Linked DNA regions of Homo sapiens: region 1 is linked to region 2. A link is a loop called in an ENCODE intact Hi-C map of the cell type or tissue named here. Cell type or tissue: PC-3. All regions are shown on one strand. Each heading gives the region's core, and the rest is flanking DNA. Links, peaks and the distances in the headings are about the cores only. Region 1 overlaps COG5 (component of oligomeric golgi complex 5). Region 2 overlaps COG5 (component of oligomeric golgi complex 5).

Region 1 (16,291 bases), core at 6,725-9,224, 140 kb before region 2:
GGGCCTATAATTAGGTTATTAGAATAAAGATGGCTCTGTACTGATTTACTCCTCTCTAGGAAGGAATTTGGTAGGACCCGCCACATGGGTAAGCTTTCTCAAGTCAATTCTCTTTACATGACAACTGCAAAGAAGCTGGCAGGGCCAGGGCTTTCCCAACAATGGTGCGGGGCAGAGGCCGCAGCACATGCTCACATCTCTCTTCTTCTCATCTGATAGGACTGAAAACATTCTTTGTAGACCAGGGCTGGATTTGAACCCCTTAATATATTATACTTCTGTTTTATTTCTTGATCCAGTTAATCCTAATCCTACGCTTTTTATAAAATAGTTGTATCAGTCCCATCAAACAACTGAGAAAGCACTAGGATTAATTCAGTAGATTTCTGTAGATTCAATATAAATATAGAAATATAATGGTATATAGAAAAATACCTCTGTTGGAATTTTTCAATTAACTCAAGCTATGAAGGATACTCCATAGGCAAGAAACAATTATTCTTATGTGCCTGAGGCCTTGGGAGCTAAGACGTCATCTGCAGGAGGAACCTCAGAGATACCAGAATCCCAAGAGAAAAGGGTATAAATCTTCACAGTTTGTGGAAAGGAAAAAACTTGGCTCCCTGTCACTAGAGCAACTAAAGTTCAAGAGTTAAGGGCCTCGTGAGAAATCTGAGAAATGGCTGGATGCAGGCCATGAGTGGGTCATTAAACTAATTTAGTGGGTTAAAATAATCAAATGAAATAGAAATGTTAGAGGTTATCACATGAAGTAAGGGTACTTACTATTTCATGAACCATACATATGGGTGTCCATGTATATGTATATAGATTTGAGTGTGTTCATGTGTTTGCATACAAGTATATGCCAAATATCAATAGAAAGTATCTTTTACTGTGGGTCATGGTCAAAAGTTTGAAAACTGTTACGCCATAAGAAGCTAGATATAAAAAAAAAAGTAGAACTATTAAAATTATACATTGATCAAGCGATTCTTGATTCTATAAATAGGTATTAGAAGGTGTCACCCAAACTTTAAATGTTCCTTTAGAGATTCTTTCTCTCATGTGAGAATTGGAAAGGGTTGGCAGAAAATTTCCATCTTAAATGGCTTAAAATAGATGTCTTAAGTGAAACTTATCCTCAGACCTTGTATCTCCATACTATGACACAACTTTAAGAGTGCTTACATGAAGGTCATCCTGCCTCAGCAAACAGGAAACTTAGCACTATTTTTTTTTGGGGCGGGGGGTGTGGGTGGTGGGCGGTAAAGGGTCTCAGTCTGTCACCAAGGCTGCAGTGCAGTGGCACAATCTCGACTCACTGTAACCTCCAGCTCCCGGGTTAAAGTGATTCTCCCACCTCAGCCTTCCAAGTAGCTGGGACTACAGATGTGTGCTGCCATGCCTGGCTAATTTTTGTACTTTTTGGTAGAGATGGGGTTTCACCATGTTGGCCAGGCTGAATTAGCATTATTTTATACATGCACGTGCAATAATGCAATAAACAACTAAACATGGGACTGGGGCTATAAAAAATAATAGCCTAGGCCAGGTGTGGTGGCTTACACCTGCCATACTTGTAATCCCAGCAGTCTGGGGGGCTGAGGCGGGCAGATAGCTTGAGCTCAGAAATTCAAGACCAGGCTGGGCAACATGGTGAAACTTTGTTTCTACAAAAAAATATAAAAATTAGCTGGGCATGGTGGCACACACCTGTAGTCCCAGTTACTCAGGAGGCTGAGGCGGGAGGATCACTTGGGCATGCAAGGTGGAGGTTGCAGTAAGCTGAGATGGAGATCGCACCACTGCACTCTAACCTGGGTGACAGAGTGACACCCGGTCTCAAAAAAAAAAAAAAAAAAAGCCAAATCTTCCTATAGCAATGCTAAATCACAGCTTTTCTCATACCTTTTTCAATAACTAGATGGTTAATATCCTCCAGTATGTTAACTGACTCAGCCAGCCAGGGCAACATTTTATTACCCAGCTAGGATTGCTGTGTTACCATCTTACTCAAGAGTAAATGACTGTACAGGGGTTTTAGTAAAGTAACTTTTATGGTACAAACAGATGACCAATGGATTGGCAACCTCAGGACCTCATCATCCTTCAACTCGCCCATGTTTGGTAGTGCAGAACTCTATAGCTTCAACAAAATACTTAAACAGTTTTAAAAAGATTTGAGCTGATACAAAGAAGGTATCTGAAAGCATTTGTGATCTCACTTTAAGTTTTCCTAAAACTCATCTCTGTACAGATGGGCAGTGATCTTTCATTTGAGAAAAAATAAAATCCAGACTCTTGTGTTGCCATTAAAAAAAAAAAAAGGCCTGTGCTAATTACAAACAGGCGAGGTAAAATATACGGATTCCCTCTCAATCAACAATATTGGATTCTTATATTTCTTATATTCCACCAGAAGTTTCTACTACCAAAGCTTGATGACAGAAGAGAGCAAAGCGATCATTTAAAGGACATACTGCTTATTGATCCTCTAGTTTCCAGTACTGAGTTGGTTTTTAGAAAGCTGCATACCTGTACTCTGTTATCTTATCCTTATTGAGAAATCTTCAACCATTATGCACTTGGATATTATGGACAGTTTATATAAAGGCCTCCCATCTGGTATGCTGTGGTCACAAAATATTATGTTGATCCCCTCAGCCCTTAGGGTTGGCCACCTTTTTAAATGAAAATATCTTCTTCGGCTAGGCGCAGTGGCTCACGCCTGTAATCTCAGCACTTTGGGAGGCCGAGGCAGGCAGATCACGAGGAGAGGAGATCGAGACCATCCTGGCCAACATGGTGAAACACCGTCTATACTAAAAATACAAAAATTAGCTGAGTGTGGTGGCGTGTTCCTGTAATCCCAGCTACTCAGGAGGCAGAGACAGGAGAATCGCTTGAACCCGGGAGGTGGAAGTTGCAGTGAGCCAAGATCGTGCCACTGCACTCCAGCCTGGTGACAGAGCAAGACTCCATCTCAAAAAACAAAATATCTTCTTCTGTTTGTGCTATGATGTAAACAACTTATAAAGTTCTGATTTACTAAATAAACAGCCATATGAATAACATCTCCTTATCTTCTAAAAATCGGCTAGTAAAGACCACAGTCATTACTCAATGTTATTCAACGTTCCTTAAAATCTGAGCTGAAAAAAATCTAAGTGTTCAGCACTGACAAGGACTTTTCTCTCTATTATACTGGTATTCTGTTAGATCATGAATATGAATCAACTCTTGTGTTTCTTTGTAAAGTGATTTCTCCGCTCAGTACTAAATTTTTTGCTCAACTGCATTAGGCTAAGTTACCTATTACATTTATAGTCATTCTCTGCACTTCATCATTGAACTAGATTCTTCTGTTTTTTTTTTGGTTTTTGTTTTTTTTTTTTGTTTTTTTTTTTGAGACAGAGTCTCACTCTGTCGCCAGGCTGGGGTGCACTGGCGTGATCTCGGCTCACTGCAACCTCTGACTCCCTGGTTCAAGCGATTCTCCTGCCTCAGCCTCCCCAGTAGCTGGAACTACAGGTGTGCACCACCATGCCCAGCTAATTTTTGTATTTTTAGTGGAGACAGAGTTTCACCATGTTGGCCAGGATGGTCTTGATCTCCTGACCTCAGATGATCCACCTGCCTCGGCCTCCCAAAGTGCTGGGATTATAGGCATGAGCCACCGTGCTCAGCCATGAACTTGATTCTTTTAATACTTCATTCAATAGTTTTATCATATCCATATCTTGGAATGTAACTTATGACCTGTTAGAAGCAGACTGGGTTAAAAATGATAAATGAACAAATGAACATTTCAGAAAAACTTGTCTATATAATTATGAATTGCCTAGTATTACATTTCTATAAGAATCGGAAGCTAAAAATAAAAAAAAAAATTCTCCCCAAGAAAAGCATAATTTACCAGCTTAATCTTGTGAACTGTGACTAAGAAAATACACATACCCTCTAATTTATTAGTCATTACATAAATATCTATATGGGTTTCTGATTTGAATACTTTCTAAGATGAATCATGAAATTGCCATTGTTGTAGATCAAAAATGGTTGAATATTGGCAATTTTATGAAGTTCAACCTGCACAGAAAGGATTTATTTGCCTGGAGGATATGAATGTATGAACAAAGAATTCGGTCTTACCTGAATGATCTCAGCATCCGATAGGACTTTCCTAAATCAGATACTCGTCTACAGAATGGACCCACAGCCAACTCCATCTGAAATATTAAAATATACTCCATTGTTGTAATGTCAGAATCATTAGGGGAATTTGGGAAAGACCCGGATCACAGAAAGTTGTAGCTTGCAGTAAACTTAATTTTATCTGGACTGTAAGGCAAGTTGTGATGGCCAACTAAATTTATTAAAAGGTAAGCACTTACATAATTTTTGCATTTATTTACTAAGAGGGCCCAAGATGAGACAATTCCTTCATGAAAATAAAAAAAAAACATTTTTTGTTATATAAAAGGAAAAAGTTTATATCATTTATCCATTGAAAAATAAGGAAAAGGAAAATTTTCAAGACTGCATGCCTATACTTTAGGCATTACAAGTCTTTTTACATTCAATATAAATGATGACAATTTTTATCAGTCAGTGTGGCTCAAGTAATTAAAAGGACTAACTCTGGAGCTTTTAGTAGCACATCTATATCAGCATTCCAAATGCTGATACTAGTTACTAGTTTGTGACCCTGGATAAGTTACTTCACCTCTTTAAGTCTCAGGTCTCTCATCTGTAAAATGGAGATAATAATACCTACTTAATAGAATAATGCAAATTAAAAGATAATCCCACAAAGCTTTATGTGCATAGCATATAAGTGCTGTTAATTGTCAGCAATTATTATCAGTGTTTAAAAATTTTTCTCTTTTCAATTATTAATAAATTAATATGCTACCTAACTCAAGAATTTAGCAAATCTTGGTTTCACTTCTCTTTATTTTCCTCCTTTGACTGGAAATTCTACTTGTCATTAATTAGGTTACCTGTTCTTTTCTACCAAGTGCATATGCGAACTTTTTGCATATGTGCTACTCAGGTGATAGACTGCTTCTCCACTCTTGCTATAAATAGCGCCCTGGTAAAGAATGGTTTAGAAAATGGTTGAGAATAGGCTGCTCCCTGATAGTACAGCACCTTTCTTCAAGAAGCACATATGATTTAAGGCTTCTGTCCTGCTGGCCACCCTTACAAAAAATTGCTTAAAATCTCCTTGCCATGGGTACACTATAGAGACCCAATCGATCACTCATTTGAGAAACATTTTGACTGCCTTAGTGCTAGGTACCAAGCTAGATATGAGGATTAGATGATTAGATGATTAGACTATCTTGCCTTCACTAAATTCTCAAATTTAATGAAGGGGATATTTATTTATTAAAACAATATGATTATCAACAAAATCAAAAGTATTTGTGTATATGTCCACATATAAACATATATAAACACACATACATACACACATAATGATTCTTATTAAGCAAAATGATAAGTGCTATGTCAAACTTATGACCTCAGTGTCGAGAGAGTTGGAGAAGCTTCCTTGGGATGGTCTTGAGGATGAACAGTAACCAGGTTAATTTCTCTCATAACATATTAAAGACATGGATTGCATACTGCATGTCCTAGAAGGAAACCTTATATGGCTGGGAAACTATAAAATGAAGAATCATAAATAAATATAAAGATAAAAATGTAAGGAAGAAAAAGGATTCTTGCCAACAATGCAAAACAGAACAGCTGTGAGCCAGTGTGCCCAACTCAAAAGACAGTAGGTGATAGGCTGTTCTTTGGAACCTGTTTCATTTATTCACTGGGTAGGAATTTCTGTTTTCTTTCCATATGTGTCACTTACTTTACACTGAGCACAAAGGAAAAATGTGATTATCACTGTATCTTTGATATAATTCCATTCAAATACCTCTCTCTATATAATGGTTTTTTACATACTGAAATTATATATTTTTCACGAAGTGTTTTTGTCAATTTCTCAACTACTCTAGTGGAATCACTGTCTTCAAAGACAACCTTTGCCTTAGCACTTGAGCAGGACCAAATGTTAAAACAAATAAATGGCTAGGAAAAAGTTACGATATGAGAAAATATGACCTCGAATGGCTGGAAAATGTATGATTATGCAAAAGATTTCTATGCCGCAGGACAATTTCAAAATGTTTAATGTTTAAAATAAAATTTTTTTATCCATAAAGGACCTCTAGGATATTGTAAATCATTTTCTTCTTCCAGAATTCCATTAAACAATAAAGGCCATGTTTTAAAGGGCAAGAGTGTTGTGGTAAGAGGAGGTGACTCTGCCATTAGCAGCGGATACAAAAGTGGCATGTGCAACTGCTTCTCTCCAGCCCCCGTTTGGAGAGAATGAGCGGTCAGCTGCAGGCACGGTGAACTAATTACATAGCTGTTCCTTCCCTACCACAGACATTTGGTTAACCACAGGACTTCTTTGGATACTCCTAGGGTACTCCTGCCCTGACATTGTTCAGGAGAAGAAAAGGCAATAGGAATTAGAACAAAAATTAGAATTTTGATTGTCTTGTTTTCTTTTCTAAATTAATATTTTTAGGCACAAAGTGAAATAGATATAAATGTATGCTTAAAGGGCACCAGAAGACCTATAAATAGAAATTGCTAGAAGTACCACTAAATAATTTAATACCAACTTCAATAGCCACTCTTTCCTTCAGCTAAGAAAATAAACTGAGGGGTGGAGGGGGAGTATGTGCTTCAGAGGACACTGTGGGCAAGATCCCAGTGAGATTCAGAATCAGCAGAACCCCAGTGTCGTGGACAGGCTTAGTGATTTCAGAACTGCTGTGTGATCAGTGTAGGCACTGAGACCATGTGGTCACAGTGGGGAATTAATTACCTGTAGGAAACCACCTCGTGCCCATGACCTGGATTCCTAAGGGGGCTGGATGTCAGGTACTTCCCTCACCATGATCCCTCCAGATGGCACCCTGCAACTACTTTCTCTTTCCTGCACTGGTGCCAGTGAGGAGAAGTTAGGATTCTTAAAGAAATCCTGAAAATACGTCATTATCTCTCTTTGCAATTGGACTTTACGGCAAATAACTAGTATTCCCAAACCTGGTCTATAGGTCCCTTCTTGAGCTCTTTTTGTTATTTATGCTAGAATGGCAGGCACTTTTATCACAAGAACAGTTTTTAAACCCATGGAGTATTTGTGTATTTTTGATTTCAGTGACCTCAATGGCTTTAATTTTGAATATGAATTGATAGAACTTTCAGTAATAAGGCAGTTGAAAAGCCCTCTAGTCCCCAGTTGATGCCTGTCATGAATATAAATGTTAGAGTAATGCTATTTAAATGTTTTGACTGACCCTCGAAAAACACTTTCAACCAAATGTGATGCTAAAAGCTGAGGTACAACAAATAATTGCAATTGTGGCAAGAAACCAAACCAAACGAAATAAAACCTTGAAATTTTAATTTTAATTTAAAAAGTGGGTGGGGGAGACCATGACATAACAGTAGAACAATATTTGCCAAAGATAATGATCACAGATATGATTAATTATGATAGTGCCTCCGCCTGTCTTTTCTGTACCCATGATCCACAGGACTGGAGCCATCCCCAAGGTGAGTGTCAGGATGTTTTGAAACTGGGACACACTGTACAGGGGTGAACAAAGGAATCTGCTTTTCAATACCACACTGCCTGCTGCAACCAAATGTCACTGCAGGGCTTAACAGTGAGTAAATGCTGTGTGTGTAAATGCTTCTTCTATGTTTAAAAAACAGGAAACAAGAGGCCTTTGAGCATAAGTTAGTAATAATGACTGATGAGTTTAATTTACCTTAAGGGAAGGGACCCAGAAAAGTTTGGCTTATTAGACAACATGTCTTAAGAAAAAAGGATGCCAAATAACATTTTGAATAATGCAGTTTTTTGAAAGGTGGAAGCTCACCCCTGCCTCTGGATGCTATGCATTTTGAGCAGGTGTTAGCGGCAGTAGCAAGGGTTAAAGGACAATACTTTCCATCTTTCAGGACCCATAAGGGAACATATTAAAATAAAAAACAAAAACAAGCCTCTCTCCTACAGCACTCTCGTTTTGGCCATCTCCTGCTCGGCTGCCACTCTAATTGGACTTGAAGTGCTGCCTCCAGGAAAGTGACTCAAGAACCAGCTGGAGCAGAATGCAAATAAGCTGGTAGGGGAGAGAGCCCAGGGAAAGAAGATGAAACAAAAAGAAAAACAAAATTAAGGAGGAAAGGGGAAGAGGAGAACAGAGACCATCTGAGTATAGTTCACACTTTTTTTTTTTAAACAAATAAGAGGAGGTTCTAGTACATCATCAGGTTTTTAATAAGCAATCTGGAACCCCAGTAAGGGACAAATAAGACACTATTTACAAATAACTTTCTTTAAGCCAAGTGTACCTGTAAAACAAAGTTAAATGTACAGGTGCCTAAGAATGAAGTTCATAAAATGTAAAAGGTAAAAAGAGCCATATTAATGGTAACGTTTAATCTCTGTTTTTATGCTGTGGCTACTACAAGCATATTTTCCAAATGAAGGCTCATTTCTATGGTCTAATGGTCCCAGGAATATTATTTGGAGATGAAAATGACTAACTGCTGCATCAGTCAATTTGCAATGAAACAGGCTCTTGAAAGTTTAGGTTTGTGTTACCTGTTCCTTTTTTGAAAGTGTGTCAAGTCTGAGGGAGCACCTGACAACCACTGACTTGATACAAGCAGTCTGTCCAGGTCCTTTCCTCCATGTAGAAATAATGAAGCAAGACACACTCCCGGATACACACAAGAATAAATATTGACATTAACATTTATCTTTATAAGTGGGGAGGATCTGGCAAATTGCTATGAAGAATTCATTTCAGTAACTATTTGGACTAGTAAAGCTAACAGCTTTGAAAGGCTTAAAAATGATTTTACCCAGCCAGGTGTGGTGGCTCACGCCTGTAATCCCAACACTTTGGGAGGCCAAGGCGGGTGGATCACAAGGTCAGGAGTTTGAGACCAGCTTGGCCAATACGGTTAAACCCTGTCTGTACTAAAAATACAAAAATTATCCAGGCGTGGTGGCGCGTGCCTGTAGTTCCAGCTACTCGGGAAGCTGAGGCAGAGGAATCACTTGAACCCAGGAGGTGGAGGTTGCAGTGAGCTGAGATTGTGCCACTGCACTCCAACCTGGGCGACAGAGCAAGACTCTGTCTCAAAAAGAAAAAGATTTTACCCTTGGTATGCTATACAAAAATAACAATCATCTTTGTTTCTGAATCTTTTAATGAAAGCATGTTTGGGGTTTTTCTTCATTGCCTACTGAAAGGCTTTAAAAAATCTGTCTAAAGGACAAAGAAAACGCTTTCTATAAGAGCTGATAATGTTTTGCTATTTTAATGTCATTCTATCTCTCACACACATCAGATAGCCTGAAATGATTTCAAGGCTAGCCACAGAGAAGAACTGTACTCTACCTGATAGAGAGAGAACAAATAATCAGACTCTATGTCTACCTGGCCCACTGTGCATTTAAAGGAATGGGAACACTGCCTCGGAATGGTGACATGGCAACAAGCGGTCTCTTTTCACTGTTTGAAATATGATTTCATTGCCTACATTATTGGTCAGCAAGGTTTGACCTATTGGGACAGTAAAATAGTGAGAAAATCCCATATGAAATAAAAATGGGAAGTGCTGCTTTCCTGTGGAATGAGCTATTTCACCTTAACCTTGAAATACCAAAGAGAGGGATAATTATTTTGTTAAATACAAAGAAAAATATATCTGGTATAAAAGTATCTTTAAACTCTCCCTTTTTTTTTTTAACTATTTATGCTTAAGTGGGCTTACTTTTCTTTGTGCTGCAACTCTTTAAAAACACCGATGAAAACACATTCTTTCATTTAATAGATGATATTGAGGCCAAAACATTTTTTCTTTTGTAGTAATTCATCAATGTACCTGTGCAAAATCAGCAGCAAGTCGCATTTTCCCACCTTCACCAAGAGGTCTTATGAGACTGGCATGGCGGATAAAAAGTTCAACAGCTCTTTGGGCAATAGCCTCAGTGTTGTCAAAGACAAAATCCAAGCATTCAAAGTGTTTAAAATAGTCACTCATAACTCTGGCAATGAAACCTTGTAGCTCCTTCATGTACAGAGAACAAGGAACATCAGGTTTTCCTGAGCTGGATAATGACCTGTAAAAGAAAAAGCAGCCCTTTTCAGCACCGCTGCACTAAATCACACTCTTTGATTTTGTACCCCTCTCCCCACCAATGCTGCTATTTCAATCCTTTGTAATGTTTTCCCTTAATGGTATAAAAGACATTAATTACTTTTTGATAAGCGTTAGCAGAAAACAATGTTTAAAAATTACATTTCAAAAAGTGGTTTAGATGCCAGGAGGATTACTGAAGGAATTTTAGAATCCATTTACCTAAAGATTATTAAGAATGAAATAGACAACCATCTGTCTTGGATGAATCATACAAGTGCTACTCTCTGGCCTCTCAAGGTCCCTCCCAGCCTCTCAATTCTCCATCCACTCACATGTTTTGCCTGCTAACTGAATGCATCAATAATGGATCCTGAAATAGCATTTTATGCTTTGCAATGACAGAAAATGCTGCTTTCCCTATACAAATTCTTGGCAAAGATCTCTCTGCTCTTGTGCTATTTAATCAGATCAGTCCAACAGAATTCTGACTGTGGAAATGGTTATGTAACAGTACACATGGCATGCAGTTTTTTCCTCTAGATGATGAGGTTTGGAAAGGCTTTAATTTGGATCAACAAATGATACCAGCTGATGCTCCATGAAATACTATTTATAATTTATAAATGTTTATAATTGCTCTTTAAAGAATATATTAAAAGAATGTGAAATATTTATAGGAAAGAGATATACCAAAACTAGCTAACACCTGATATTTTCTAATAAATGAGATCACTGGCTACATCATGCTGAATCTTTTTCAAAAAGCAAGTTAAGTGTTTCCATATTCTGAGAATGACGTAGAGAAATTGGTGATGGTCTATAGAAGAACAACAGATATGACTAAAATGCTTAGAGCAAGAGAATGAGTTGAACTTAATTATCTTCAAATACAGCAGTGGTTACTATAAATAGGATGCTAACCAGAGGTCCGTCACTTTCAGAAGCAGATAGAGATAGAAGAAGTAGGCCTATGTTCCAGCAGGAAGGGATTTCATACAGGTATAAGACTGTGCCAACAACAGCAAGGCTGCTGAAGGGTGTATGGTGCAACATTTTTGTTTGCAGTATCATCACATGATGGAGTGGCGCTTGGGTACAGGGGAGCCTTAGTAAATGACGGCCATCTTCATGTGGGGTTTGGTTTTCCCAGATTCAGACAACTGCATAGCCTAGCTTTACTCTAGGTTTGTCACTCCACAAGGCCAGGCTGCAAAAACAAACAAATAAAAGAAGCCTCCCTATCCGAAAATGGTGCCAATCTATTTCATTTTTTTAATGTTTATTTTTGATGAATTATAATAATATATAATAAGGGGATACACAGTAATGTTATATGTATACAGTGTGGAATGACTGAATCAAGGTAATCATACTCATCACCTTAAATACTTATCATTTATTCCTCCTAACTGCAACTTTGTACCCTTTGACCAACATCTCTCTATTCCCTCCACCCCATAGCTGCTAACTGCCATTCTACTCTCTGTTTCTATGTATTCGGTTGTTTTAGACAACAGATATGTGAGGTCATGTGGTATTTGTCTTTTGGTGTCTGGCTTACTTCACTTAGCATAATGTTCTGTAGGTTCATCTATTTGTTGCAATTAACAGAATTCCTGTCTTTCTGAAGGCTGGATGGTATTCCATTGTGTATGTATACCACATTTTCTTTATCCATTTATCAATCTAAATGTTGGTGGACATTTAGATTGATTCCATAACTTGGCCATTGTAAGTAATGCTGCAATGAACATGGAAGTGCGTATATCTTTTGACATACTGATTTCAAGTTCTTAGGTTATGTATCCAGAAGTGGGACTGCTGGATCATGTGGTAGTTCTGTTTTTAGTTTTTTGAGAAACGTCCTTACAGTTTTCCATAATGGCTGCCTAATTTACATTCCAACCACAGTATACAAGGGTTCCCTTTTCTGTACATCGTCTTTCACACTCGGTATCTTTCATCTTTTTGATAAGTCAATTCTGACAGGTGTGAGGTGCAATCTCATTGTGGTTTTAATTTGCATTCCCCTGATGATTAGTGATGTTGAATGTTTTTTCACATATCTACTGGCCATTTGTATGTCTTCTTTTGAGAAATGTCTGTTCAGGTCCTTTGCCTATGTTTAAATCAGGTTGTTTTCTTGTTATTGATTTGAGTTCCTTATATATTTTGGACGTTAATCCCCGTATCAGATGTATGGCTTGTAAGTATTTTCCCCAATCCATAGGTTGTCACTCCACTTGTTTTCTTTGCTGTTCAGAAGCTTTTTAGATAAATGTAATCACATTTGTCTATTTTTGCTTTGTAGTCTGAGCTCTTGGGATCAAATCCAAAAAATTATTGCTCAGATTTTCCTGTTTTCTTAAATTTGTTTTAGTTTCAGGTGTTACATTTAAGTTCTTAATCTATTTTCATTTGATTTTCACATATGGTATGAGATAAGGGTCCAATTTCATTCTTCTGCATCTGGATATCCATTTTTACTAATACATATTTATTATTGAAGGAACTGTCCTTATTCCATTGAGTGTTCCTGGCACCTCTGTCGAAAATCAATTGACTATAAATGTGTGAGCTCATTTCTGGGCTCTCTGTTCTGTTTCATTGGTCAATGCCAGCGCACCATGCCATTTTAATCATCATGTAGCTCTGTAATATAGTTTAAAATTAGGTAGTGTGATACCTCTAGCTTTATTTTTGCTCAAGATTGCCTTGGCTATTCAGAGATTTTGGTAGTTCCATATGAATTTTAGGATTACTTTTTTCTATTTCTGTGAAAAATGACATTGGAATTTTGGTAGAGATTGCATTAAATCTGAAGGCTGGTTTGGGTAGTATGGACCTTTTAACAATATTCTTTCAATTCATGAACACAGAATATGTTTCCATTTATTTGTGTTTTTGTTGATTTCTTTCATTGATGTTTTATAGTTTTCAGTGTATAGATATTTTACTTGTTTAAACAAAATGCATTTTGTTTCCATTTTCATTTGTCCCAAGATATTTTTGATTTCTCCTTTGATCCACTGGTTGTTCAGGTGCATGTTGTTTAAGTTCCACATATTTGTGAAATTTCGAAGATTTCTCCTATTATTGATGTCTAGTTTCATACCATTGTCATTAGAAAAGATACTTGATTTCAGCTCCCTTTAATTTGTTCAGACTTGGTTTGTGGCCAAATAGAAGAATTAAACATACGCATAACCAAGAAGTGAATGTTAATCTTCATGCCACTAACCTTTTGTGTGAGTGCTCTCCCTTCCACAAAGGGGCTCATCTATCACTTTAATAATGTAGAGTTCTTCTTTCACTGCCTTCCCTTCCCTACTCAAAACTGTAATCAGATATGAGTCACTTTACATGGACTGCAACAATTTTAATCAATGTTCTATGTCAATCAGATATTTACATTTTAATTTTTGTCTAATTTGGAAAGAAACACGTCAGTCTTTTAAAATAAATTTCAAATACCAAGAAACCATGTTGATGATTACTCTTTACTTATTTATTTATTTATTTGAGACAGGATCTCACTCTGTCACTCAGGCTGGATGGAGTGCAGTGGCTCGATCTTGGCTCACTGCAACCTCTGCCTCCAGGGTTCAAGCGATTCTCCTGACTCAGCCTCCCCAGTAGCTTGGATTATAGCTGCCTGCCACCACCCCGGGCTAATTTTTGTATTTTTAGTAGAGACAGGGTTTCACCATGTTGGCCAGGCTGGTCTCAAACTCCTGACCTCAAGTGATCTGCCTGCCTCGGCCTCCGAAAGTGCTGGGATTACAGGCGTGAGCCACCATGCCCAGCCCATGATTACTCTTTAAATAGCAGGGGAGTCTGTAACCCTACCACATGTAAGTTAGACTTGAAGGTAAACTTTATTCCTTTTACTTAGGAATAGGTGTGGAGGGCTTGAAGGGTCAGGTTTTCACTATTGTTTTTCTAATTGTTATCCCTGGGGGCTGGCCCTAAAATAAAGGCAATTTCTGCTTCTTGACTAATCCAACTCCACCTCATATTTCACATAAGCCATATATATATGAAATGACATGCCATTACAGAATTACTAATCACAAGATTCTACAAAGTAGGAAAATTACTGCCATGGGGGCAATACTTTAAATAAAAGCAGCAGTGCTCCATATGCCTGTACTGCTATATATGAATAACTTTCACTGGAATCTCAACTGACTGCTGTATACATGAATCTCAAATGACTGTTGTATACACTGAGCTGAAATGGAGTCACCAAAGCAACTGGGAAAAAAAATACGGACAATGTTAGGCACCTTAAAATAATGCTTCATACTCATGGCAACCTATCAGTTGAAGAAACAGTTTGGCTCACTAGAATTTAAGCAAATTAGTAAAAACACATCTATTTGGGAACTAACTTTCAGCTGTTAATGTCTAATGTGTTATCTACAGGCACTAGTTGCAGCTCACCAATTAAATTAAAAGTATGTGACCACTGTTATTATAGAATAAGCCTTCAAAAATCAGCTTGTTTTGGCTCCCTTCTGAGAGGCATTCATGATTGATCTAACTGGGACACTTCAGATCACTTTTGAACAAAAACCATTTCCTCTCAAATATTGGTAATCAGCAGTTATATAATCCTATGTTATATTGAGTTCCAAATATAGTTTTTTTTTCGGTAGAATTCACTTTACCCTTCTGTGCTTCATATATATATATATATCTATATCCATCTATCTATCTATATATATATATATTTATTTTTTATTTATTTATTTTTTTTTGATACAGAGTCTCACTCTATCGCCCAGGCTGGAGTGCAGTGGCGCGATCTGGGCTCACTGCAAGCTCCGCCTCCGGGGTTCACGCCTTCTCCCGCCTCAGCCTCCGGAGTAGCTGGGACTACAGGCGCCCGCCACCACGCCTGGCTAATTTTTTTATATTTTTAGTAGAGACGGGGTTTCACCGTGTTAGCCAGGATGGTCTCGATCTCCTGACCTCGTGATCCGCCCGTCTCGGCCTCCCAAAGTGCTGGGATTACAGGCGTGAGCCACCGCGCCCAGCCTGTGCTTCATATATTTTTTAAAATAGAGACTGATCTTTCCTTTTTTTGAAACAGGGTCTTACTTTGTCATCTATCCTGGAGTGCAATGGCATGATTACGGCTCACTGCAGCCTCAATTCCTTCAGGCTGAAACCATCCCCTTGCCTTAGCTCCCCAAAGAGCTGGAACTACCGATGCACACCACGACACCCAGCTAATTTTTGTATTTTTTGTAGAGACAGGGTTTCACCATGCTGCCTAGGCTGGTCCTGAATTCCTGAGCTCAAGCAGTCTGCCCGCCTCAGCCTCTCAAAGTGCTGGAATTACAGGCATAAGCCACTGTGCCCAGCCTAGATTGATCTTTTGACATTTCCCACATTTCCCATGTGGGAGAGGTCAATATGGCCAATTAGAAGCAGCTAGTGTGCAGGGCTCTCATGGAGAGGAACAGACCCCTTCAACTGAAACATCCAGGTACTCAGGGACTAATCAAGGAAACAACCTGACCGACAGAGAATGAAGAAAAGCAAAACAGGACAACGCCTCACCCGGGAGCAACACAGAGCCAGGGGAACCCCCACTGCCCAGAAAAGTGCTTTCACTGGTGGTAACTCCAAGCACTGGAAAATCCGAGTCTACTAGGGACTGGAATGGGCCCCAAGCATACTGCAGCAGCCCTATGGCAAAGTGGCCAGACTGTTACATGGGTACCTGTTCCCATATCTCTTCACCGGGCAGGCCTGGGCCTCCAGCCATCCCCAGCCAGAGCTATCAAGCCAGTAGCAACTCAGCAACTCCAAGAGCAGAGCCTCCAGTGGCAGCTGAGAGCCTCTTTGCCACTGCCCCTGCAATGGAACTGCCCTTGTCACCCCTGGATTAATGAAGGAGCAAAGACCCTAAGTACCTTATCCACACCTCCAACAAGCTGCAGTCAACCCAAGGAGAGGAAACCAGTCTGTCTCCCACAGGTCCCCCTGCCTCTTACCCCACTGCTTGTCACCAGGAGAACCCCTGGCTTGG
Region 2 (16,291 bases), core at 6,796-9,295:
CTAAGAGTTCCTCATAGATATAATACTTGAAAAATGGTTTCTAGTTAGTGACGGTGGAATAAAATCATTTTCTTACTCTCTTCTCTTGAATGCCAATGAAAAGAAAATCAAACAAAAGATAGAAAATGTCAATTTCAAAGACACAAACAATCAAACAAAACTTCAAACTTGAGATTATGAAGCATGCATGCCAGTTGCTGTAGATAAGTCAAAATGAAGAAGGAACCAGAGAGATGACACCTTAGATCATTAGGAAGAAGTAAATTGCTCTTAAAACCAATTGTAAGAATTTGCACAAGCTATCTAAGGATTCTTTGATTACAGCTGAGATCTACAGATTAGGACAGGCCAGGGAATGTTCAACATTGCAAAATGACAAAAAAAAAAAAAAAAAAAAAAAAAAGAAAAGCTGAAGGAAAATCATAAGGAATTGATATTTATGTTGTTTAAGAATTAGCCCCTGAGTGTGGGGCAGACTACTGGAGGTAAAGTGAGATGAAGAAAAAAAAAATACTGAGAATGCTAGGATTCAACACTGAAATGGCTTAAATAGCTTTACTGGTAGCCATACTAAGCTTCTGAATGATGCAAATTTTGAGAACAGATGTGCTCCCAAGGTAAAAAGAAGTAACAAACTGGTCAATGGTTATTGTAGACAACAAACCTAAATTAAATTGCAGACTGCTTCAGGTATCTCCCTTCAGCCATGCCTACACTATTCTTCAATGAATAGCTAGCACTTTTCAATGATGAATAATCATCAGAAACAAAGCAACAATAGACTTAACATAGACACTGGGGAGGGTGGCAGGAAGGAGGAAGAAAGGAATATAAGCTAAAAGCAGTGATAAACATATATCACCAAAGAAAGAATAGAAAGGGATACTCAGTTTTCCACTGTCTCAAATTACTGGAATACTCACTGGAAAAATATTATAGAAATAAGGACCATATTAGAAAAAACACAAGTTATAATAAACGAGAGTGAAAACATAGTAACACATGTGAAATAGGCAAGAGGAAATAATACAAAATGAAGTAAAATGCAAAGATACTGGAAGCAAAGTGAAAAAACTCCAAGCAAATATTAAGAGAATCAGACTTCCACATCCATGACACCCTCTCTCCCACAGCATGCCCAGCACCAAGTGCAAGAAGATACTAGACATGGAAAACAGAGAATATCTGATATATGCATAAAGTTCTTGAAAAGAACAAATGGAACAGGAAAACATTCAATATACAATGGAAGAAAACTTTTCTATAAAAGGGAACATACTTTAACACACATACACACACAAAAACTGACACACAGCGTTCAACTGAGACATATCCTAAAGAAGTCACTGAACTTCAAAGATAAAGGAAAAACCATTTGGACAGTCAAGAAAAAGCAAGTCAGGTAGTGTGGGATAAAAATCTGATTAGTCTCATAATTCTCTAATACAACACTAAAACCCAGCAGTTGGTAAAGCAACGTCTGATGGTAGATGGGACCCTCCATTTTCCGTTCATATGAAGGGACTTCAGCTAAAGTAACTTTCTTGCCTTCTTTCCCTACCTCTTATCCAATTCTCCCCATGTGAAGAGGAGTGAGTGATGAGTGAATCTGAATAAGAAACTGAGCCTAATTGGCTCAGTCTCTTCCTTTCTCTGTTGTTGAAGCTTTGCATATATAAAAGGTGCATTCTGACCAACATTCTACCAGTGGTAAGTATAGTGGGAAAGGCTGAATTGGGAAGTAAGTTTAATTTTGAGGTGATATATTAAAAAATCCATTTGGTCATAAATCTAAGCTATGCCTTTCGGTGTATTTTTTTTTAACAGTAATAAAACTAACATTACAATTGTCACCTTTTTTGTCTCCTACATTTTGTCTCATTTTCCAATTCAGTGGGGGAAGAAAAACATTATTTATTTGGACACATACAGCTACAAAATTCTAAGGGAAAGAAAGTGTAAATAAAAATTTATACCTGGCCAAATCATTTAAGCATAAAAGCAAAACACACCACCAACTACACAAGGACTCAGAAAGCACAGTACCCATAAAACATTTTGAAAAATCAACTAGATTATGATATCCAGCCAAGGGAGAGATGAATATAGAAATGGAGAGGTCTGGTACAACCTCTATGGAAAATAGTACAGAGATTTCTCAAAGACCTAAAGTACATCTACCATTCGATCCAGCAGTCCCACTACTGGGTATCTACCCAGTAGTCATATATCAAAAAGACACCTACATGTGTATGTATATCACAATGTAACTCACAATTGCAAAGACAGGTAACCAATCTAAGTGTTCACAAAACAATGAGTGGGTAAAGAAACTGTTGTGTATATATATACACACACACACACACCATGGAACACTACTCAGCCATAAAAAAGAATGAAATAATATCTTTTGCAGCAACTTGGATGGAACAAGTGGCCATTATTCTAAGTGAAGTAACTGAGGAGCAGAAACTTGAATACCATATGTTCTCACTTATAAGTGGGAGCTAAGCTATGGGTACAAAAAGACAGAGTGGTATAATGGACATTAGAGACTCAGAATGGGAGAGTAGGAGGGATGTGAGGGCTAAAAAACAGCATATTAGTACAATGTACATGACTCGGGTGACCATCCACTAAAATCTTAGACTTCACCACTATACAATTCATCCATGCAACCAAAACCCACTTGTACCCCTAAAGCTACTGAAAAAAAGAGAAAAGAAATGCAGAGGTCATATTAAAAGAACCAGAGATTAAAATAATTTAAAAATAGAATAAAATGTAAAAAACATTAATCATTCAAAAATAACATAACTAACAACTGGCAAATGAGGATGGGGGGCGGGAAGGGAAAAGTATAAGTATGCCTATTTCCCACATTTAGTAGTAAAGACTCAACAGACTTAGTAACAAATGACTTCAATTTCTTATTTTTTTTAAATCTTTCATTCACTACTTTTAAATTTGGAGGTATCAATTAGGATCTAGTATTTCTTATGAAGAAGCATTAATTGGAAATTCATTAAGTCCTTGATGTCACATAAATTTCTAATTATTCTGTTGAATGAAAGTAAAATACTTTTTATTTTAAAAAGTATACTTCTAAAACTGGTGGGGCTAAACTATGGTGCTTAAGTTCACACATATGAATGATAAAACTATAAAAAGAAAAACACAGGAAGTTATCAATATAAAAGTGAGGATGACAATGGTTATATATGAGAGAGAGAGGGGCTGGTTGTGATTGGTACGGAGTACATAAACAGGTTTCTGGATCGCTGGTTTAGCCTAGGAAGTGTTCACCTTATAATAATTCATTAAGCTACATGTTTATGTTTTTCTTTAAGTTTTATAATAAAAAGGTATTTTTAAAAAGCATGTATCTTAAAATTCCATTTATGCCTCTCCATTTACCCTTCTATAACATATAATGCACAGATAAATGTATGGACTACTTTTCACTGTATAGTAACAACTACAGTATCTATCTGGGTGATGAAATTTGGATATTCTGTGTTGTCTACTTTGCTTCATCATCATCTTTCTTCACTGTTTGACTTTCTCAACATTTATGTTTTATTGTTAAATATTTCAGGCATACAAAAAAGCATATAGAATAATGTTATGAACACTAACCACCAAGCTTTAAGAAATACAACACTAAATAAAGTGAAGTTTCCTTGTACTCTCCTTTGCTGGTCTCATTTCCCTTGCTCTCTCAACAGATGTAATGGTATCGGGTTTTGTAGTTTGTTTTTAAGAGACAGAGTCTTGTTATGTTGCTGAGGCTGGATTCAAACTCCTAGGCTCAAGTGATCCTTCCACCTCAGCATCCCAAGTAGCTGGGATTAGAGGCATGTGTCACCATGCCCAGCACTGGTATCTTAAATTTGTTGATCATTATTCCAATGTGCGTATTTACACTGTTAGTACATATGTGCACATGCAAAAACAATTTAATATGGTCTGTCATATTCTTAGGCTTTAAATTGGTATCAGGCTGTATGTATGTATCTGTAACTTTTTCATGTGCTGTTTTTGACCATTATCTATACTGGGAAATTTGTTAATTTAAATGCTGTGTATTAATCCCCTTAATAAACTAGTTTATCCATTGCTTGTACTTTTTCACTATTTGTAAACAATGAGGTAACAAAAATTCTTTTTTTTTTTTTTTTTTTTGAGATGGAGTCTTGCTCTGTTGCCCAGGCTTGAGTGCAATGGCACTATTTCGGCTCACTGCAACCTCTCCCTCCCAGGTTCAAGCGATTCTCCTGCCTCAGCCTCCTGAATAGCTGGGATTACAGGCATGCGCCACCACGCCCGGCTAATTTTTCTGTATTTTTAGTAGAGAGGGGGTTTTACCATGTTGGCCAGGCTGGTCTCAAACTCTTGACCTCAAGTGATCTGCCCACCTCAGTCTCCCAAAGTGCTGGGATTACAGGCATGAGCCAACACGCCGGCCAGGTAACAAAAATTCTTACATATACATGCCAGATTTTCCTTGCAGTATATTCTTAGAAAGTATAACATCATAAGGTGAACACATTTTCCACCTTAGAGATAAAATTGATAAAATTGAGTAAAGTGAATTTTATTCTCCTTGCATAGTTTACAAGAGTTTCTGCTCTTGTCCAGAACTTAGTTCTGTCTTAGATTTTGCCAATCTGATGATTAATTTCTATTTCCTTAATAACTAGTTCATCCTCCAAAAAGAGGCTGAATATCTTCTCACATGCTTATTGAATGTGTTCTTCTGTGACCTGCCTATTCATATTCTTTATCCATTTTTTTCTCTTGGGTTGTTTACCTTTTTCTTATTGAGTTACAGGCTGTTTACTTTTTATACTTAAAATTGTATTATTTATATTTATATATGTGCGTGTGTGTATAATTTTTTTTCTCTTCTTAGGAAGTCTCAGATTGAAAATGAGATCATGCACCATCACACTCATGAATGCGACTGTCAATCTCCTGTGTAGTGGTTGTGTTAGATACTCAACAGCTGTGAGCCATTCACTCTCAGAAACACACACTGACAGAATCCTATTATTTTTAAAATTTTGAAATAATCTTACACTTATAAAAAAATTGTAAGTATTGTAAAAAAAAATTTTCCCTGAACCACCTGGAAGTTACTGACCTCATGCCCATCATTCTTGAATATTTTAATGTGTATTTCCAACAAACAAGGACATTCTCCTACATAACTTCAATATAAACAAGATCAGGAAACTAACATTAATACTGTCTATAAAACATTTTAAAATATAAAATAATTGGCTGGGCGCGGTGGCTCACGCCTGTAATCTCAGCACTTTGGGAGGCCGAGGTGGGCGGATCACCTGAGGTCAGGAGTTCGAGACCAGCCTGGCCAACATGATGAAACCCCGTCTCTACTAAAAATATAAAAATTAGCTGGGCATGGTGGTGGGCTTCTGTAATCCCAGCTATTCAGGAGGCTGAGACAGGCGAATTGCTTAAACCCAGGCACCAGAGGTTGCAGTGAGCTAAGATCGTGCAATTGCATTCTAGCTTGGGTGACCAGAAACTCCAGCTAAAAAAAAAAAAAAAAAAATTTATATATATATATATACACACACAATAATTGTGATTATGCTTTTAAAGAAAATAATAAAGAACTGATGCTTAAGGTTTCTGTGTTAAATCATGGTATCCACTTGTCAACACATGGTAATAAGGCAGCTTTTTTTAATTCTCTCAACAAAAGAGGCATACATTAGGATTGACAGCACATGAATAACTGCTTTCATTTTTTTCCCCATTCTTGACGACACAAGGGGGAATGAGATTAAACTGCTCCTGGAAATTTAAACATTATATCAAACTTTCTGAGAATAATTGCTGGGAAAAGCCAAGAGTAAAATCTCCTCTGGCAAGTTCTTTACAAAGATCTCTTTCTGGAATAGTTTCAATACAAACCTATTCAGAGGCTAGGCCTAACCTTTAAAAATCTCTTTAAGACCTAAGATTCTTTCATCTCTTTTTATCCAGTACAACTTAAAAGTTATATATATTCAGTATTACGTAAGGTCACATTTATATAGCAAATATAAAAATAATAGGCCAGGCATGGTGGCTCATGCCTGCAATCCCAACACTTTGGGAGGCCAAGGAAAGAGGATTGCTTGAGGCCAGGAGTTCAAGACCAACTGGGGCAACATAGCAAAACTCCATCTATATTTTTTTAAATAAAAAATTAACAATCTAAAAAAAATTAAAAATTAATAAATAGCCACTTTTTTTCCTATTAGCTATGGATCAGGAACTGTTATTAATTCAATATGAGTTATTCCATCAACCCTGTGATGGATCAGAGTGCCTTCAACAGAAAAATGGGAGGAGAAAAACCAGAAACATTAACTATAGATAACATTTTGGGAAATTTTCCTGAAGACTGAAGAAATAACATGCAGGTAGTAGAGCTGAAGAAAGAAATTAAGATATATTTATTTAATTGGTTTTAAGCAAAAGGAGATACAATAACACAACTATATGTGAAGGGAAAGAGATGCAAAGAAAGAAACATTGTCAACCTGGTAGAAAGAAGGCATCTGCTAAAGCAATACCTTGTAGTGATGGGATCTAATACAACTGCAGAGTGCTTGGTCTTTGCTGGGAGAAAGCATAGTTCATCCTTACCAACAGGAAGGAAGAATGAATATAAGGGGAGAAACAGAGAGATGGAGTGGCAGCAAGTAAGTAAGGATGGACATAATCTGTGGTCTTTTCTATCTTCTTTTACGGAGAACTGTGTGTATATGTAAATATCACCAGGTATGTCTTGGTAGGAAAAGGTTTACAGACTCCTAATGAAAGGCTACTCCTCTCTACCTTGAATTTACCATCCTTTAATAGTTTTCTTTAGACTTTACTACAGTTGTAATGTTGCCAAGGATTTTATCAGTTTCTATGTCCACAGTCAGTCATTATTTTTCCTGGGTACCAGAATTATCATAAAGAAAAGTCCAGAAAGCTAAAGTAGAGACGGCATTCCTTAAAAAATATTTTCTGTCTTTAAGAAGTACATGGGAGGATAAGGATTTTAGAAGAAAAATATGTTCCTTGCCTTTTTATTTTTTATTTTTTGCATCTGTTTCCTCTCAACCAAATGACGCTACAGTTTATGGATCTTTATCTAGAAGTTCTGAATATACCAGTTGGCCAGTTCAATTCACTGATTAGACAAAAAAGATATAAATAAATTCTGAAACATAATTTCTTCTCTCATTTTCTGTCTACTAAAAAATGAGTCATTAGATTGCTTTGAAACATGAGTGTTTCACATACTATTCAAAAGACTTCTCAGTTATAAATAAATAAAGAAGCTAAATATAAACCACATCCATACCTCTCACAGCTGACTGGGAAGGCTGAGTCAAAACTTTTATGTCTAATGCACTGTTGATATTTTCTTCTAAAGTAGCACAATATCCATCCACAACACTGGTAATAGTATCCTTCAAAGTTCCAAGATTATAGAAAACCTGAAGAGCTGTTCCGACTTGAGTTGGATTCTTAAAAAAAGGTGGGGTGGGGTGGAAACAGATATAAATAGGAAAACAAACAAAATCAACATAAATATACAACTTTAAGCAGGACTTCAGCAGTCCTATCATATTTAAATACTACCATATTTTAAAATTATCAAAGACAAGAAAAAACACATTTTGAAGTGAAGATTATTTTTAAACTTTATTTCATAAAATACAAAGTTAAATACTATGTATATTATTTTCCCCCTTACCATTTTTGTCCTCCTTTAAAAAATAACAAGAAGTTTGAAAGTCTGTTGTATAATATTCGAGCTTATTTAAAATCTACCACCAATCCCTATAAAAAGAACCATATTAGAAATAACATTTGTTATTTCTACATTTGTTTGACAATAAATTAATTCTGTGGAGTTGACTGAGAGCTGAACCATGCAGACTTATTCATTATATTTCACTGACCCATTAATTCATTCTAACTACAAATATTTATACAGTGCCTACTGTATCTGTCATAGCTCTGAGTGCTGGAAAAACAGTAGTGAAACAAAACCAATTAAGTTCCTGTCTTCATGGAACTTACATTTATTGAGAAATGTACAAAACATAAATAAAACAGAATAACGGGTAGTAACAAGTGCTATAAAAACGTGAAGTAGGGAATAAGAATAGAGTATGATGGGAATTATTATACAGAGATTAGTCAGAGAATGCACCTCTGAGGTAATATTTAAACAAAGACTTGAATATACTGAGGGAGTCAAAGGAAGATATGGGAAAATACAGATCGGGGCAGTGGTATTAGCAAAAGTGCTGAGATAGCAATGTGCTTAGTATGCTAGGGAAAGAGCAAGAAGGCCATGATGGAGCAGAGTGAAGCAGAGAGGCAGAAGATGAGGGAGGTATTGAAATATCATCAATGAGTGGATTATGTCCAGAGTGATATAAATGGGTTGTTGGATTTGTGGCTAAGTTAACGAACAAATTACCAAGCTAGAAGTTGAGACACTGACATATATTTTCAGGCCCAAATAACTCAAAATCCTCTCACGCATTAGTAAGTGTCTGTTATCAGAGACACATGGTTAAAATGTTAAATTATTTCATTAACCTATTTTCTATACTAAGTTTATTTTAGAAGGTTACCTCTGAAATCTATTGGTGTTATTTTAATAATAGTACATGCTGCAGACATACACATAAACTCACACACAGAGGCAAAGTAGACTCAGCTTAAAGAAAATAACAGGAAACATGGCTGGTGAATAACAATACTCATTTGAGTTTTTTCTTTTTAATTAAACAATAAAAAGAACCAAATGGATATTATTTCAAATTAAAATGTTCTAATAAAAAAGCTTAATTTAGTATGGTCATAATAGAGCTTAATTTTATGTTGTAAATTCTCTATTAACGTATGCCAACAAGGAAAATAAGCTATTTTATAAAAAATTATTAACTGAAAACAAGGGGTATAGCATTTGCTTTTACTTTCTCCCAAGACTGTTTTATCTTTAAACTTTTTAGTAGACACCAAAAATCAAAATGAGGCAGCTGTAAAGAAATTTCCCATGTCATTATTTAAGTGTATGTATAATCCAAGAAAGCACTACTGGAGCAACATCAAAGAATACTTTCACCTCATAAAACTAGAATACAGATATACTTTAAAACTATATTTATTGCCTTTACTATTATCAGAGGATCTGAAAAGCATAGCTTCTCCACACACAGTACAGTTTCAGTGTTATCAGCTGAATGTACGCTGTAAGATTTATGCATACAACAACTAAAAAACACTTAAATTTTTCACTTAAAACACCTAGCTAAAATAAACCACTCTTCAAAATTCTCCGCTCCAAAAATTACTAACTTCCAACTTCTCAAAACATGTTTGAAAAGGTTACTTCTGAAATCTATTGGCATTATTTTAACGTAATGGTGTATTATATTACAAATATAGCTCATCATTAAAGAAGTATATATTACAGCATTATTTATAATACAATTTACAATATTTATAATTCTAGAAGTAATTTTAAACTTGTCAATTAACATGTTCACTTTTTCAATTAATGGCATTCATATTTATAGCTTAACACATAGATTATGCCAGTAAAAAAACTGCAAAATAATTACCTGAAATAAAATTCTTTAAGTAACATACATACAGAGGAGTATGCTAATTATGTAAGCACAGCTTTATTATCACAAAGTGAACACACCTAGTTAACTATCACCTAGATCATGAAGCTAAGTATTATCAGCACCTTTGAATCTTGTGTAGCTCCCCAAACTGCACCTTTCCAAATATTATCACTATCATTACTTCTAACACCAAAAATTTATTCTGTTTTTGAATTTCACATAAATGGAATTATACAGTATGTATTATCTTGTGGCTTGTCCCTTTTACTCAACATATTTTTTTGTGAAATTCGTCCATGTTGTTGGATGCAGCAGTAGTTGATTCATTTCTTACTGCTGTGCAGTATTCCACTGTAGTAATTTGCTTTAGTTTATCCATCCTACTGTTGATAAATAATAGGCTTACTTCTACCTTTAGGTATTTTAATTTATGCCGCCATGAACATTCTGTACACCTCTATTAGTGAACATATATACATATGCATTTCTGTAGGCAAAAGTAGAATTGCTAAATCATATTAGTACACTTAGAGTTTGTAGATACTGCCAATTTTACAAAGCCATTGCAGCAATTTACACTCCCACCAGCGATATATGAAAACTGTGGATGCCCCACAAATTTGCCAAAAATTCAAATGATCATTCCTTTAATTCTGGCTATTATTTTGAGTGAGTACTATGATTTTAATTTGTATTTCTATGATGACTAAAAAACTGAATACTTCTTACATGGTAATTACCCATTTGGATATCTTCTTTTGTGAAGAACTTATTCATATTTTGGCCCATTTTTTTTAACTAGTTGTTTTTTGTCATTTACATATAAAGTTGTTTATATATTTTGGATACAACCACTTTGATAATTATATGTACTGCAAATATGTTCTCCCACTCTTAATCAAGTATTTTAAGGAAAAGAAATTCCTAATTTGAATGTAGCCCATTTTATTAATCTTACTCTCTACGGTTTAGTACTTTTGGTATTGTTTGATAAGTGTTCCCCACCCCACATTCATAAAGATATCTTTCATTCATAAAGTTATCCTCCTGAAACTCTATTGGTTTATCTTTCATGCTCAGAAATACAATTCACCTGGAATTAATTTCTATACAATGTGAAATAGGAGTCAAGATTAGTGTTTTTCTACATGAATACCCAATTGATCAAAAAAAGAGCAAATAAAAATCACCCGCACTCCCGAAAAGTCACCTTTGCAATAAACCAAGTTTCTAAATATGTGTGTGAGTTTCTGGACTTTCAAATCTCTACCATTTCTCTATCCTTACAATTCACCTATCTAAATTACTGTAGCTTTAAATACCAGATTTGGCAATCCTCTGCCTCTGTTCTTCAATTTGGTATAGGCTCTTCTTGATATATGACACTTCCATATAAATTTCAAAATTGGCTTGACAAATGTCCTTTTTTTAAAAAAGTTTTCAGGTATTGTTTGAGATTGCATTAACTCTATAGATAAAATTAGAAATAATGGATATCTTTGTAATATTGAGTTCTCAAATCCATGAATATGGTATCTCTTTTCATTTACTCAGGTCTTTAATTTCTCTTAATGTTTTATAGATAGTTTTCTGTGAAAAAGTCTTATATATCTTTAGTTTAAATTATTTCTATTATTTTTTGATATAAATTGTATGTTTTTAAATTTTTTGTAAACAATCAGTAAATTGTTTTGACTTTTCTAACTATATAACCATGGTATTTCTGAATAATTTTTATTTCTCCCTTCCCATTCTCCTCTATCTCATTGCTTTTCTTATTACTTTGGCTAGGATCTTCAGTACTGCACTGAGTAGAAGAAATAAGAGTGGTTTTTTTGCATCATCCCTAATATCAAATGGAAAGCCTTAAATATTTCACCATCGAGATTTTTAGAAATGCCCTTTATCAGATTAAAGATACTGGCTTGCTAAGAGTATTTTTAATCATGAATTGATTTTGAATGTTATTAAGTATGTATTGAGATAATAATTTTCCCCCTTTACTTGAGAAATTATGTTATATTTCTGGAATAAAGCCATCTTGGTCATAATACATTATCAGTTTTAGATCTCTGTGGCTACATTTACTAACACTTTGCTTATTATTTTTGTACAGATTTTAAAGGAAGACAACTAGTAATTTTACTTCCTTACAATATTCTCATTTTCATATTGACATTAACCTGGCCTCATAAAATGAGCAGGTACATATGTTTGGTCCCTCTTTCTCAATTCTTGGATACAGTTTACATAACACTGGTTTATTTATTCCTTAAATGTTTGGAAGAATTGCCCCAGTGAAGCTGATTGGCCTTGGAGTTTTCTCCAAGGAAAGGTTTTTTTAATAATAAATTCAATTTTGTTAATAGATATAGAACTAGATAGATTTTATACTTTTCCTAGTGTCATTTTTGATATGTTGTTTTCCAGAAATTTGTCAATTTCATCTAAATTTTCAAATCAATTGGTATAAACTCATACTTAATATTGTCTTAACTTTTTTTAGTTTTTGTTGGGTCTGTTATTAGATCACCTTTTTCATTCTTGATCGTGGTAATTTGTGCCTCTTTTTTCCCTTCTCCTCATCAGTCTTGTTGGTATTTATCAATTTAATTTGTTAATCTTGTTAAGTAACTAAATTTTGGCTTCTATTGGATTTTGTATTCCATTACTAGCTTTTTGTTATTCTTATTTCACAGACTTTGGAGCCAGACCTAGATCAGCATCCAAACTCTACCACATAGCAGTCAAAACCTAAAGGCAAATTATCTAACCTCTTTAAGGCTTAGTTTCCTCATGTGCATAACAGCAAAAATAAGAGCATCAACCTAACGGGTAAATAAAATAATCTTTACTCTCTAGATTCCTCCTTTCTGGGCAGGGCATCTCTGAAAGAAAGGCAGAAGCCCCAGTCAGGGGCTTATAGGTAAAACTCCCATCTCCCTGGGACAGAGCACCTGGGGGAAGGGGTGGCTGTGGGCGCAACTACAGCAGACTCAAATGTTCCTGCCTGCTGGCTCTGAAGCAAGCTCTGCTAAGGGACAGACGGCCTCCTCAAGTAGGTTCCTGACCACAGTGCCTCCTGCCTGGGAGACACCTCCCAGCAGGGGTCGACAGACATCTCATACAGGAGAACTCCAGTTGGCATCTGGCAGGTGCCCCTCTGGGACGAAGCTTTCAGAGGAAGGAACAGGCAGCAATCTTTGCTGTTCTGCAACCTCTGCTGGTGATACCCAGGCAAACAGGGTCTGGAGCGGACCTCCAGCAAACTCCAGCAGACCTGCAGCAGAGGGGTCTGACCGTCAGAAGGAAAACTAACAAACAGAAAGGAATAGCGTCAACATCAACAAAAAGGAAGTCCAAAGAGAAACCCCATCTGAAGGTCACCAACAGCAAAGACCAAAGGTAGATAAAACCACAAAGATGAGGAAAAACCAGCGCAAAAAGGTTGAAAATTACAAAAACCAGAATGCCTCTTCTCTTCCAGAAAATCACAACTCCTCGCCAGCAACGAAACAAAACTGGATGGAGAATGAGTTTGATGAAATGACAGAAGCAGGCTTCAGAAGGTGGGTAATAACAAACTCCTCCGAGCTAAAGGAGCATGTTCTAACCCAATGCAAGGAAGCTAAGAACCTTGAAAAAAGGTTAGAAAAATCGCTAACTAGAATAATCAATTTAGAGAAGAACATAAATGAACCTGATTGAGCTGAAAAACACAGCACGAGAACTTCATGAAGCATACACAAGTATCAACAGCCGAAACGATCAAGCGGAAGAAAAGATATAAAAGATTGAAGATCAGCTCAATGAAATAAAGCAAGAAGACAAGATTAGAGGAAAGAGTGAAAAGAAATGAACAAAGCCTCCAAGAAATAGGGCACTAGGAGAAAAGACCAAATCTACGTTTGATTGGTGTACCTAAAAGTGACAGGGAAAATGGAACCAAGTGGGAAAACACACTTCAGGATATTATCCAGGAGAACTTCCCCAACCTAGCAAGACAGGCCAATATTCAAATTCAGGAAATACAGAGAACACCACAAAGATACTCCTCAAGAGGAGCACCCAAGTCACATAGTTGTCAGATTCACCAAAGTTGAAATGAAGGAAAAAATATTAAGGGCAGCCAGAGAGAAAGGTCGGGTTACCCACAAAGGGAAGCCCATCAGACTAACGGCAGATCTCTCTGCAGAAACCCTAAAAGCCAGAAGAGAGTGGGGGCCAACAATAAACATTCTTAAAGAAAAGAATTTTCAACCCAGAATTTCATATCCAGCCAAACTAAGCTTCATAAGCGAAGGAGAAAGAAAATCCTTTACAGACAAGCAAATGCTGAGAGATTTTGTCACCACCAGGCCTGCCTTACAAGAGCTCTTGAAGGAAGCACTAAATATGGAAAGGAAAAACCAGTACCAGCTACTGCAAAAACATACCAAATTGTGAAGACCACGGACACTATGGAGAAACTGCATCAATTAACAGGTAAAATAACCAGCTAGTATCATGATGACAGGATCAAATTCACACAAAACAATATTAACTTTAAAAGTAAATGGGCTAAATGCCCCAATTAAAAGACACGGACTAGTAAATTGGATAAAGAGTCAAGACCCATTGGTGGGCTATACTCAGGAGACCCATCTCACGTGCAATGACACACACAGGCTCAAAATAAAGGGATGCAGGAATATTTACCAAGCAAATGGAAAGCAAAAAAAAAAAAAAAAAGCGGGGGTTGCAATCCTAGTTTTTGATAAAACAGACTTTAAACCAACAAAGATAAAAAAAGACAAAGAAGCGCATTACATAATGGTAAAGGGATTAATGCAACAAGACGAGCTAACTATCCCAAGTATATATGCACCCAGTACAGGAGCACCCAGATTCATAAAGCAAGTTCTTAGAGACCTACAAAGAGACTTAGACTCCCACACAATAATAGTGGGAGACTTTAATGCCCCACTGTCAATATGAGATCAACGAGACAGAAAATTTATAAGGATATCAGGACTTGAACCCTGCTCTGGACCAAGCGGACCTAATAGTCATCTACAGAACTCTACACCCCAAACCAACAGAATATGCATTCTTCTTAGCACTACATCGCATTTATTCTAAAATTGACCACATAATTGGAAGTAAAACACTGCTCAGCAAATGCAAAAGAACGGAAATCCTAACAGTCTCTCAGACCACAGCGCAATCAAATTAGAACTCAGGATTGAGAAATTCACTCAAATTTCTCACACAGACACAATGTACCAGAAACTCTGGGACACAGCTAAAGCAGTGTTTAGAGGGAAATTTCTCATAGGAGAAAGAGAGAAAGATCTAAAATCGACACCCTAACATCACAATTAAAAGAACTAGAGAAGCAAGAGCAAACAAATTCAACAGCTAGCAGAAGACAAGAAATAACTAACATCAGAGCAGAACTGAAGGAGATACAGACACGAAAAACCCTTAAAAAAAAATCAATGAATACAGGAGCTGGTTTTGTTGAAAAGATTAACAAAATAGACCACTAGCCAGACTAATAAAGAAGAAAAGAAAGAAGAATCAATTAGACACAATAAAAAATGATAAAGGGGAGATCACCACTGATCCCACAGAAATATAAACTACCATCAGAGAATACTATAAACACCTCTACACAAATAAACTAGAAAACCTAGAAGAAATGGATAAATTCCTGGACACATACACCCTCCCAAGACTAAACCAGGAAAAAGTCAAATCCCTGAATAGACCAATAACAAGTTCTGAAATTGAGGCAGTAATTAATAGCCTACCAACCAAAGCCCAGGACCAGACAAATTCACAGCCGAATTCTACGAGAGGTTCAAAGAGGAGCTGGTACCATTCCTTCCGAAACTATTCCAAACAATAGGAAAAGAGGGATTCCTCCCTAACTCATTTTATGAGGCCAGCATCATCCTGATACCAAAACCTGGCAGAGACACAACAACAAAAAAAAATTTCAGGCCAATATCCCTGATGAACATCGATGTGAAAATCCTCAATAAAATACTGGCAAACCAAAACCAGTAGCACATGAAAAAGCTTATCCACCCTGATCAAGTTGGCTTCCACATACGTAAATCAATAAATGTAATCCATCACATAAATAGAACCCATAAATTCCCACATAAATTGTGGGAATTAATCTTGCAGAAGAGGTTCTCTGTGTGAACATATTAATTAAATTCAAAAGGTTTATAAAAGGTTTTTGCTTCTTTAAAATTTCTGAGTCATTTTGACAAAATAAAATCGTTTATGTTAATCTGGAATTCTATTTCATAAAATCAAGTGCTTTAAAAATATTAAAAAGGCTTCCCAAAATCAAACTTCAGTTTCAGAATTGTCTTTCCTGACACCTGGCTTTTCAGATAGTGCAGAGGGTCCCTGAAATGTCTAGAAAAGAGAGGTAAACAGAATTATTTGACATGTTTAGCTACATGGGATTGCCAAAATGATGTTCAGTCTTCTTTAGGTTATATTTTTGTAAATATTGCTAACATATGTTCCAAATTGTATGGAATTTCTAAAATTGTAATGTCTAAGTATATGCTACTAATCATAATTAAGGTTAAGTTATTGGAAACCATAGAGATAACCAAACT

What was found. Peaks named below come from ENCODE experiments on the same cell type or tissue, not always from the same donor. Only the 100,000 strongest peaks of a DNase experiment are listed, where the experiment ranks them.
Region 1: a loop joins it to region 2, with 5 times the contacts of the local background. A loop is called at or near these places in 2 of 110 quality-filtered maps.

The regions. Positions count from the first base shown.
Region 1 is chr7:107,226,460-107,242,750 of GRCh38, forward strand. COG5 (component of oligomeric golgi complex 5) reads right to left here. Exons shown (of 22, transcript NM_006348.5): 18 at 9,991-10,228; 19 at 4,156-4,232. LOC124901721 (a long non-coding RNA gene) reads left to right here. Exons shown (of 3, transcript XR_007060472.1): 3 at 7,623-7,753. Among named protein-coding and RNA genes, the nearest start is that of HBP1, 66 kb to the left of the region's middle. In PC-3, for the core only: no CTCF peak of the experiment used is centred there; DNase peaks (open chromatin) are centred at 7,692 and 8,172; H3K4me3 peaks cover 887 bases; H3K27ac peaks cover 2,255 bases.
Region 2 is chr7:107,365,220-107,381,510 of GRCh38, forward strand. It overlaps COG5 (component of oligomeric golgi complex 5), which reads right to left. Exons shown (of 22, transcript NM_006348.5): 8 at 7,376-7,541. Among named protein-coding and RNA genes, the nearest start is that of GPR22, 97 kb to the right of the region's middle. In PC-3, for the core only: no CTCF peak of the experiment used is centred there; no DNase peak of the experiment used is centred there; H3K27ac peaks cover 956 bases.